3 separate regions of the Homo sapiens genome follow, and regions 1 and 3 are each linked to region 2. Evidence: chromatin contacts called from ENCODE Hi-C or POLR2A ChIA-PET data. All regions are on one chromosome and are shown on one strand. Each heading gives the region's core, a stretch centred on a gene start or an enhancer-like site at or near the end of the contact. The rest is flanking DNA. Distances are from core to core; before and after follow the strand shown. Region 1 has its middle 72 kb from the start of RFC3. Region 2 has its middle 31 kb from the start of RFC3. Region 3 has its middle 89 kb from the start of RFC3.

Region 1 (2,933 bases), core at 208-2,707, 42 kb before region 2:
AAGCTTCTTCCACCCTGCAGCAGAGGTTATTGCTAAGAGTCCTACAACTTGCCCCTGACTGGTTCCTAGAGAAACTTCTTCCTGCAGGTTTGGGTGCAGAGTGAGCTGTGGCCTTCCAGTTCCCTGCGTGTGCACTCAGGGTGCTTGGAGCATCCTTCAGAAAAGATGGGACCTTGGAAAGTCACTGATTCTTGCTGAGTTGCAACTTCCTCATCTATGTAGGGGAGAAAACTTAGTATCTTTTCTTTATCTCTCACAGTTCATGGCTGAGGCCCATAACAAAATACGGATTAGCAAGAGAAAAGCATAACACATTTATTTAATGCAAGTTTTAAGTGACATAGGCACCTTCAGTAATGAAAACTCAAAGACCCAGGGAAAAGTGTGGATTTTTATGGACAGTCATGCAGAAGTATGACTGGAGGCAAAAGGATATGATCAAGTGGTAATAAGCGGGGGGTACTTGGTAAGGCCTGCTTGTTCAGATTCCTCTTGGCCTCTCTGTGTGACATTCCTTCCCTCCAGCTATAGGACAAGACACCTGTCACATGAAAATCTTCAGGGGAGGAGGGTGGGAGTAGGTCAGAGGTAACCTTCCTAGGTTTTAAGGCCCACTTCAGGGGAGAGAGGGACAAGAGGAATTTCAGTTTCTATGTCCCACTGTAGGGGAGAAGGGGTGGGAGAAGGTCAGAGAGACTATCTTGCTTCTGAGGTTTTCTCAATTTCCTTCAGCATGCTTCACTCAGTATGTCAATATGCCACATTCTGAGGTGGCATTTTTTGCACCTCATCTTCTGTAGTGGGGCCTTTCCTCCACTTTTATTTACTTCACAGAATGATGAACATAGTGGAGGTGATGTGAACGGTAGTTACTATGCTGCTCAGCAAGAGGAAGTGGGGTAGAAGATGGAAGCAGCTTCAGGAGGATTCCAGGCAGGAAGTATATGGGATTAGAGCAGCTGGGTGGAGCAGGGAAGTCCTCCAGGGCAGGGGAGGGGCTACCACTTACAACCTCCAGTCGGAAAGACACAGCACAAAATGGATTCTTTCCAGATTTTTCTACTTGTAATTTTTTTTTAATGAGTACACAGCATTGCATTCCTGTAAAACTTTAATTTTGTTTAAAGAACAAATGCTGCCTACATTCCAGATACTGGTTCTTGCTTCCAGGAGAATACTTGAAATAGATCTTTTCATGAACAAGTGTGTTTGTGGCCAGTGCCCCCATTGGCAAGGCTGTTGAATTAAAAATCCTTAATTTTTTTTTTTTAATTTGTACTCTGTATGTTTACTGAATTACAGAAAGGTACATTCAGAACTTTTGTCTTCTTTCCAAGTGGGTGTCTCAGGAGTCAGCAGCTGCATAAATACACACACAGTTCAGTTAACTGAAATTGGGGATTAATGATGTGTGCTACACCTGCATTTTTAATCTTGCAAAAAAAAACCCATTAAGTGCAAGCATAGAGGATTACGATGAGCCACACACCTGCAGGGAACATGGTGACCTGACGACAGAAATGAGCATGTCTGCTCTGCTGCACAACCACAGGCCAGTCGTCTCCACAGGAGGAGAGTGTTTCAAAGATGCTGATGGGAGGGAGTCCATTGTTATCGTTTCACATAAAGGACAGTGGTAACTGAACATTAGAAAAGAAAAATTGCTGTTCCATTTTTCCTTTATGCAGAAATGAACAACTTATTACAAATTTAACCAGCCTCACTGCCAGCCTTCTCAGCAGTGCCAAGTGATATGAAACAGCAGCAGCAGCAGCAGCCCATGGCATACATTTGAATACACATGGTCCTGTGGCTCACCACACGTTTTGCACTCACCCTCTTTAAAACAGCTTCTGCTTAAACCCCCACTACTTCATCCTTGGGGGCTTAATGCCTTTAGCTAAAGCTAAAGCTTCCTGGAGGCAGTGACCACATCACATCCACCTTCATATCCAACATGTAGTACAGGCTTGTCCCACAACGGATGCTCATTCGGAAGGGCAAGTACTCATTAAATGCTCCATTTAGTAAGAGGACTTATAATATTGCAATGCCCTCTGTTGAATTCCTACTATTGCATTGCCAAAGATGAAACAAAATGATAATAACCAGCATTGGCAGTATTGAGAGAAATGATGAACCTATTTAGAGTTCAAAGTAGCTGTATGGAAAATGTAGGAGTTCATTGTGAAATAGAAAGTGGCTAAAGAGGAGTCATGGTACGTAGACTGTATGGCTGAGATTTCACTTTAGTATTGCCTTTTAATAAAGCAGGTTGGAGGCCGGGCGTGGTGGTTCATGCCTGTAACCCCAGCACTTTGGGAGGTGGAGGCAGGCGGATCACGAGGTCAGGAGATTGAGACCATCCTGGCTAACACGGTGAAACCCCGTCTCTACTAAAAATACAAAAAATTAGCCGGGCATGGTGGTAGGCGCCTGTAGTCCCAGCTACTCGGGAGGCTGAGACAGGAGAATGGCGTGAACCTGGGAGGCAGAGCTTGCAGTGAGCCAAGATCACACCACTGCACTCCAACCTGGGTGACAGAGTGAGACTCCATCTCCAAAAAATAAATAAATAAATAAATAAATAAATAAAGCAGATTGGAAATACCAAAAGGATTAAAATTAGCATATTTTAAAACCAGCAATTCTAAAACATCCTAAGCAACAGCATAAATCATTAATTTGTCCTAATATTTACCTACAAAGAAGTTCATTGCAGCATTGCTTATCATATTAGAAGATTGAAACTAAACGGAATGTCCAACATAAGGGGATTTGTAGAATAAAAGCATACATCTTTCCAAGGGACTATGGAATAGATATTGAAAATGTTGTAAAGGCAGAATATTTCTATATATGGAGAGAAATAAGAAAAGCGGGTTATAAAACATACAATATGGTACACATTTCCTTCTTAGGAAAAAAGAAAT
Region 2 (2,865 bases), core at 111-2,610:
AACAAGCTTATTTTAAAATGTCTATGGAAAGGCACAAATCCTAGAATAGGTAAGAAGATTTTGAAAAAGAAGAATCAAGTTGGAGGAATCATTGTACCTGATTTTAAGATTTACTATATAGCAGTTATCAAGACGGTATGGCATTGGCAGAGGGATAAATGCATAGATCAATGGGACAGAACAGAGAACCTAGAAATAAACCACACACATATGCTCAACCGATTTTAAAAAGCACTTTATGCCTCATATTAGCACAAAATCATATTTTTATTGATTTCAGCCTCTTTTGCCTCTGGGTTTTTGTTTGCAGTGCCATTTCCGCAAACTGTACATTTCTTGTCTCTTCAGAGAAACTTCACTGACTCTTCCAGCCTGAAGTAGTATCTTCTACTTCTAAGCTTAGGAAGAAGCATTTCATATTTTGGCTTCTCATTCAAGCCAGGGATCCATAATAGGAAATTAAGACATTTTAGCACTCACAATGAAAGCAAGAGACCATAGGAGAAGAAAAGCTAGGACTGCTGAGATTATTGTAGCCTGGTTTTCTCCACTGAGCTTCCAAACTTTTCTGAGAACGGTCAATAGAATGGGTTGTAAGCTCACCGAGGCAAGAGCGGTTTCTGTCTCATTCACTGCTACATGAGTTTGCCATGTGAATTGAGTGCCCATGCTGCCAGGCACTGAGCTACCTAGACACACACAATCTTTGAACCTCTGTATCCCTACTCTACCAGCTAGCAGAGAGGAGACCCTCAAATCCTACCCTCAAGAAGTATTTGTGGACAGATTGACTGAATGACTAGGCTGAGGTTGTAGAATCAGAGAAACAAAAACCACGTAGCCGGGTGTGGTAGCTCACGCCTGTAATCCCAGCACTTTGTGAGGTCGAGGTGGATTGATCACCTGAGGACCGGAGTTCGAGACAAACTTGGCCAACATAGTGAAACCCCGTCTCTACTAAAAATACAAAAATTAGCCGGGTGTGGTGGCGGGCGCCTGTAGTCCCAGCTACTCCGGAGGCTGAGGCAGGAGAATCGCTTGAACCCGGGAGGCAGAGGTTGCAGTGAATGGAGATCGCACCACTGCACTTCAGCCTGGGAGACAGAATAAGACCCGTCAAAAAAAAAAAAAAAAAAAAAAAAAAAAGAAGAAGAAGAAGAACCACATGATAGAAACTGAAACCGAAAGAGAACCCACGATAGAATATTCTTCTTCACCTCATATTTATCTAGAGTAGTCTTCCAAACCCAAAATTTATGTTTCAACTGACCTTCTATTTGATATAAAAAATGGGTCTCTGGCTACTAAACAGTTGCAGCCTGAGAGCTCAGGTCTCCAATACCATGGAGTATGAATAAAGCAGAGTGAACCCTCTTCTTTGTGATTTCCACGTGGCTTGACACGTACTAGTCCCCACTGAGTGAGGGTCACACCTTCACTAGTTGGGGCAAATATACAGTGCACTGCAGCTAATTCTAAAATGCACAAATTCCTAGAGAATGCCAAAAGTGAAAGTGTACTGCCTCAGGGTACAGCAGAGAAAATCACAAACATTTGCAGCATCACAGCACAGCACTAAGCCTGGCCGTCTGCCTGCAGCCCTCTGGTAATTGCATTCACCTCTGAAAAGGATGTGAGGGTTAATTTCTTTAGAAACATTTTTTTTTTTCGCAGATCTCCTTGGTTGTGTCAATGGTAATTTATGTAGCAAAAATTGTAAAAACATAAGTCATTGGTCAGCCATCATATAAAACTATACTTTGGGTTACCAATAAAGAGGTTGTGAATAAGCATGTTTCCAAAAACAATTCTTAAAATATTATTTTGGAGTCTATGTTTTGGTAGGATGGCCAGATAAAATACAGGATGTCTGGTTAAATCTGAATTTCAAATAATAAAAAATGTTTTACTGTAAGTATGTCCCTTTCAACATGTGGAACATACTTATACTAAAAGAGTATTTGTTGTTTTTCTGTTTTGAGAGCTGGAGGTAGAAAGGGGGAGGGCACAAGGGATCTTTTGGGGGCAACGAAAATATTCTAAATTTGGATTGTGGTGATTCTGTAACTGAAAATTTACCAAAAAAAAACTGAATTTTGCACTTCAAATGGGTGAACTGTATGATGTGTAAATTATACTTAAATGTAGCTTAGAAAATGCCCATGTTTTATTTTAGATGACCAAGGCTAATATATTTGTATTTGATGGAAAAGTTAAATATTTTTGGTAGTGTTGTTATCAGCAAATCAGGTGATTAAAAATGGAGGAATTTTTAAAATGTTACAGTACTGTATAAACACAACATAGTTTAATATTTCTCTTACTAATCCCAGCATGCATCTTTCATGATTGTATTTTGCTATTAAAATAATTCCATCTGTAATAAAATCTTGCCAGATGTGATTCTCTGCATTTTTGTCAATGGGACAACTGGACTGCAGATATTGAGTAGTTCAAGGTCACATCACGACAGGAATGGGACCATCCCACCAGAAGCTATCTGACCCCTAGCACAATGTTGTTCCAAAATACCATGTGCAATTAATGGAGAAAACAGTTATACTCATCCTTTTTCACCCATTAAAAAAATTTTGTACTATAATAAAAATGTGCAGATGGAAATAAAAGCACCAAGGTAAGATGATGTCAAAATGACTGCAGAAAGATCTTCTGTGATAGTCATCATGCCTTTCCTTCATTCAACAGTTATTTATTGCATGACCACATGTCACACACTGTGCCCCAAGATACAGTAATGACAAACATGAGAGACACTGTTTTTACAGATCTCCCAATGAGAGAAGAATTTCTAGAATTTTTTCTTTTTTGTCATTTGACCTATATTACTTCTTCTTGTTTCTACAC
Region 3 (2,943 bases), core at 65-2,564, 59 kb before region 2:
TGATAGAGTTTGATGTTTGCTTCTTCTATTTTGAGGAGGAACATGCCACCCACTCTTGGATGAAGTGGTGATTTAACTATAACTATAATACAGATATCTGACTCAACAACTGGCTGGAGTTCTGAAAGTAAAACCATGCAAATCAAGGAGATGGTAGCCAGCCTTAAATTCTCTATTGCCTCATAGTAAATTTATCTATAACATCCTTTGGAATGCTCAGATCGCTTCTAGTTATATCAAGATCATCAGTAAGTCTGCTCAAGAAAAGCCAACCTCCTCTTTCTTGGTCAAAAGGTGGGTTTAAACTTTTTAAATTTCGGTATCTAAAGGCAATTTTTAAAAAAGTTTTCAATGTTTTTGAAAGATTGAACTTTCCAGATTTAAATATTTTTTCATACTCTTAACCAAGTTGTAAAGTTCTGAGCCTGTGGAGGGGTTGGGGGTTGAAGGATAGAGTTTTCATATACCCATATGAAATGCACATACATAATCACATGCCACAAACCACAATCACTGTTAGAACTGTACAGTGTGACCTTGATAGGTACGGGCCCTGCTGGCACAGGACTTACAGATTGGTGGGGCAGAAAAATATTAAAAACTACACAAATGGCCAGATGGATACAAATATGATAAGAGCCATGAAGGAAAACATTTAGTTGAAAGCACTGCAATACAAGTGAGTCCAATATATGTCAAGTACAACACAAAGCATCTTCTTTGCATGGGTTTTACTACTTTCTAGCACATTCTTGCAGTGTTCTTAGGTAGGCAGCAATGCTGTAAGACACAGTGAGGTGAAAATTAGGAGAAAGTAGTGACAGAATATTTTTCCTCTTAATGTAAATTGTGAAGGAAAAAAATTCCTCTACAAAAATTCCCGTAGTCTAAACTCCACATTTTCAAAAGTCCTTAGAGCCATGGCAAGTTTCCATGGAGCACAGATTGAACTCTCTCATGTAGAAGAATAACCTACTTGTTTTCAGGAGAAAGGCGGGAAAAGTGCCTGAAACCACACCCACTAATGACATCAACAATTTCCAGAAGGAAGGCTCGCCCATAAAAAGGGTGCCAGCTTGGCTGGACAGAGAAAGCATGATGGTGGCCCCACCCATGATGTCAGCCCTGGGCCCTGACCGTACAGAACCTTCACACTGGGTTTCTTAAGGACCAGTTGCCATCTTGTCTCCTCCCTCCCCACAGCCCAAACTCAAATGCTAACTTTGACCTTCCTTCCTGCCCCTGCTGTGTCAGTTGGCATGTCTCAGGACTGTAGCAAAAGAAAGCTGGATTTTTTCCAGGAATAGCTTCAGTCTTGCTCAGATGAAAGGCAGGATGCCAGGGCGAGGTGATTTTGTTATTAATCAACCTTGATTTGCAGAAGATGACACAGATGCCAGGTCTGTGCTTTAAGTATCCTTTCAGCAGTGCTGAAAGTCAAATATTATTCAGCTAGGTTCTAAGCAGGCAGTTTAAATCATGCTAAAGGCTGTGCCATTTCAGTGCTAGAAACAGGAACTGAAAACGAATAATGTGCTATTGGGAAACTGCGGTGAACTCTGTCATTTTGAACCCTGAGCACCTGTTTGTACTTGTAAAGCTGAGAGTTCATGTCGAGGGAACATGGAGCTATTGGAATATGGCAGGACTGAATCTGTCCAACTTGACTTCAAGGGCATTTAAGTGAAAATTTGCTTTAAACAGTCAATGCTGAGGAGAGAAGAGACTCTGGAAATCTATAATCTAATCCTTGGGGAGCATTTCTAGTTTAATAAGTGGTAGAACACATTGCCCATCTTAGACAATCACCCATAAAAAATGTCCTGACCAAAATCCTGCTAGGCTATGCAAGTACTCCTAGTACTGAATGTCGGCTCAGTGAGTGCACACTTTGACTTTATTAATGGTGAACCATTTATCTGGACCCATGATAAGAGTCAAGTCTACCCTTTCATAAATTGATTTTGTTTTGTTTTCTAATGAAAAGTTTTAAACAATCTATATAAATGGCATATTGTCTAAATTGTAAAGTGTCGAGATGACATTTCATTTGTTTTTTGTTCTATTGAGAAATGGAAAGGTTAAGGGCTTCGGTGTCAAATGGATCAAAATTCAGACTCCAGTTTAGATACTTATGAGCTGTGCAATTCTGAGCAGTTTGCCTAACCTCTTAAAACTTCAGTTTTCAGCCGGGAGCGGTGGCTCATGCCTGTAATCCTAGCACTTTGGGAGGCCGAGGCAGGTGGATCATGAGGTCAAGAGATTGAGACCATCCTGGCCAACATGGTGAAACCCCGTCTCTACTAAACATACAAAAATTAGCTGGGCGTGGTGGCAGGCGCCTGTAGTCCCAGCTACTTGGGAGGCTGAGGCAGGAGAATCACTTGAACCAGGGAGGCAGAGGTTGCAGTGGGCCGAGATTGTGCCACTGCACTCCAGCCTGGTGACAGAGTGAGACTCCGTCTCAAAAACAAAACAAAACAAAACAAAAACTTCAGTTTTCCTCATTTGTAAAATGGAATCATTATAACAATACCTTGCACGAGCTAAAAACTTTCCTGTCACATATGCTAGAGGCCTAGCCCAGAGTATCTAAGTGCTCCATAAATGGTGGAGAGCTGCCGAAGTAGTGGGAATGGAAGTAGCAAGAATGTTATGAACAGTATTTGTCTTTCTGAAAGAGACTGCTCTTGACAAAAAGAATCATATCATACACTTCAGTGGAATTTCTCAGCATTTCTAGCATGGGGTGCAGGCAACAATCAGTGCTAGCTGAAATGTACTGACATGAATGAGTTGGGCATCAGTACATTTTCCCAGCTAGGATAATGGAGCAGGGAGGCAAGGTCACCAACTATTTTCTAGAGAGAGACATGTTAACACACACAGAGTGCTTCACTAGAAACATAGAAATAAGAACTTCCTCTGTCACAAAGGGTGTGA

What was found. A loop is a pair of places that touch in the nucleus more often than their neighbours do. ChIA-PET counts read pairs that join two places held with the same protein, here RNA polymerase II (POLR2A). Pooled maps may share reads with other maps.
Region 1: a map with no recorded cell type shows a loop between it and region 2 (3-fold over the local background). The contact joins two enhancer-like sites. A Hi-C loop is called at or near these places in 1 of 168 maps with a recorded cell type or tissue (OCI-LY7), 18 of 37 single-sample maps with no recorded cell type and 9 of 50 pooled maps. POLR2A ChIA-PET finds 5 or more read pairs at or near these places in 3 of 52 experiments (HCT116, OCI-LY7 and activated T-cell).
Region 3: a map of GM12878 shows a loop between it and region 2 (2.5-fold over the local background). The contact joins two enhancer-like sites. A Hi-C loop is called at or near these places in 1 of 168 maps with a recorded cell type or tissue (GM12878), 25 of 37 single-sample maps with no recorded cell type and 8 of 50 pooled maps. POLR2A ChIA-PET finds 5 or more read pairs at or near these places in 1 of 52 experiments (OCI-LY7).

The regions. Positions count from the first base shown.
Region 1 is chr13:33,744,299-33,747,231 of GRCh38, forward strand. No RefSeq gene overlaps it. Among named protein-coding and RNA genes, the nearest start is that of RFC3, 72 kb to the right of the region's middle. Within about 2 kb of position 1,458, at least 10 of the 41 ENCODE cell types and tissues checked have a DNase peak (open chromatin) inside an H3K27ac peak, as active enhancers do; they include OCI-LY7, where a contact is called at or near this core.
Region 2 is chr13:33,785,956-33,788,820 of GRCh38, forward strand. No RefSeq gene overlaps it. Among named protein-coding and RNA genes, the nearest start is that of RFC3, 31 kb to the right of the region's middle. Within about 2 kb of position 1,361, at least 5 of the 41 ENCODE cell types and tissues checked have a DNase peak (open chromatin) inside an H3K27ac peak, as active enhancers do; they include GM12878 and OCI-LY7, where a contact is called at or near this core.
Region 3 is chr13:33,727,382-33,730,324 of GRCh38, forward strand. No RefSeq gene overlaps it. Among named protein-coding and RNA genes, the nearest start is that of RFC3, 89 kb to the right of the region's middle. Within about 2 kb of position 1,315, at least 10 of the 41 ENCODE cell types and tissues checked have a DNase peak (open chromatin) inside an H3K27ac peak, as active enhancers do; they include GM12878 and OCI-LY7, where a contact is called at or near this core.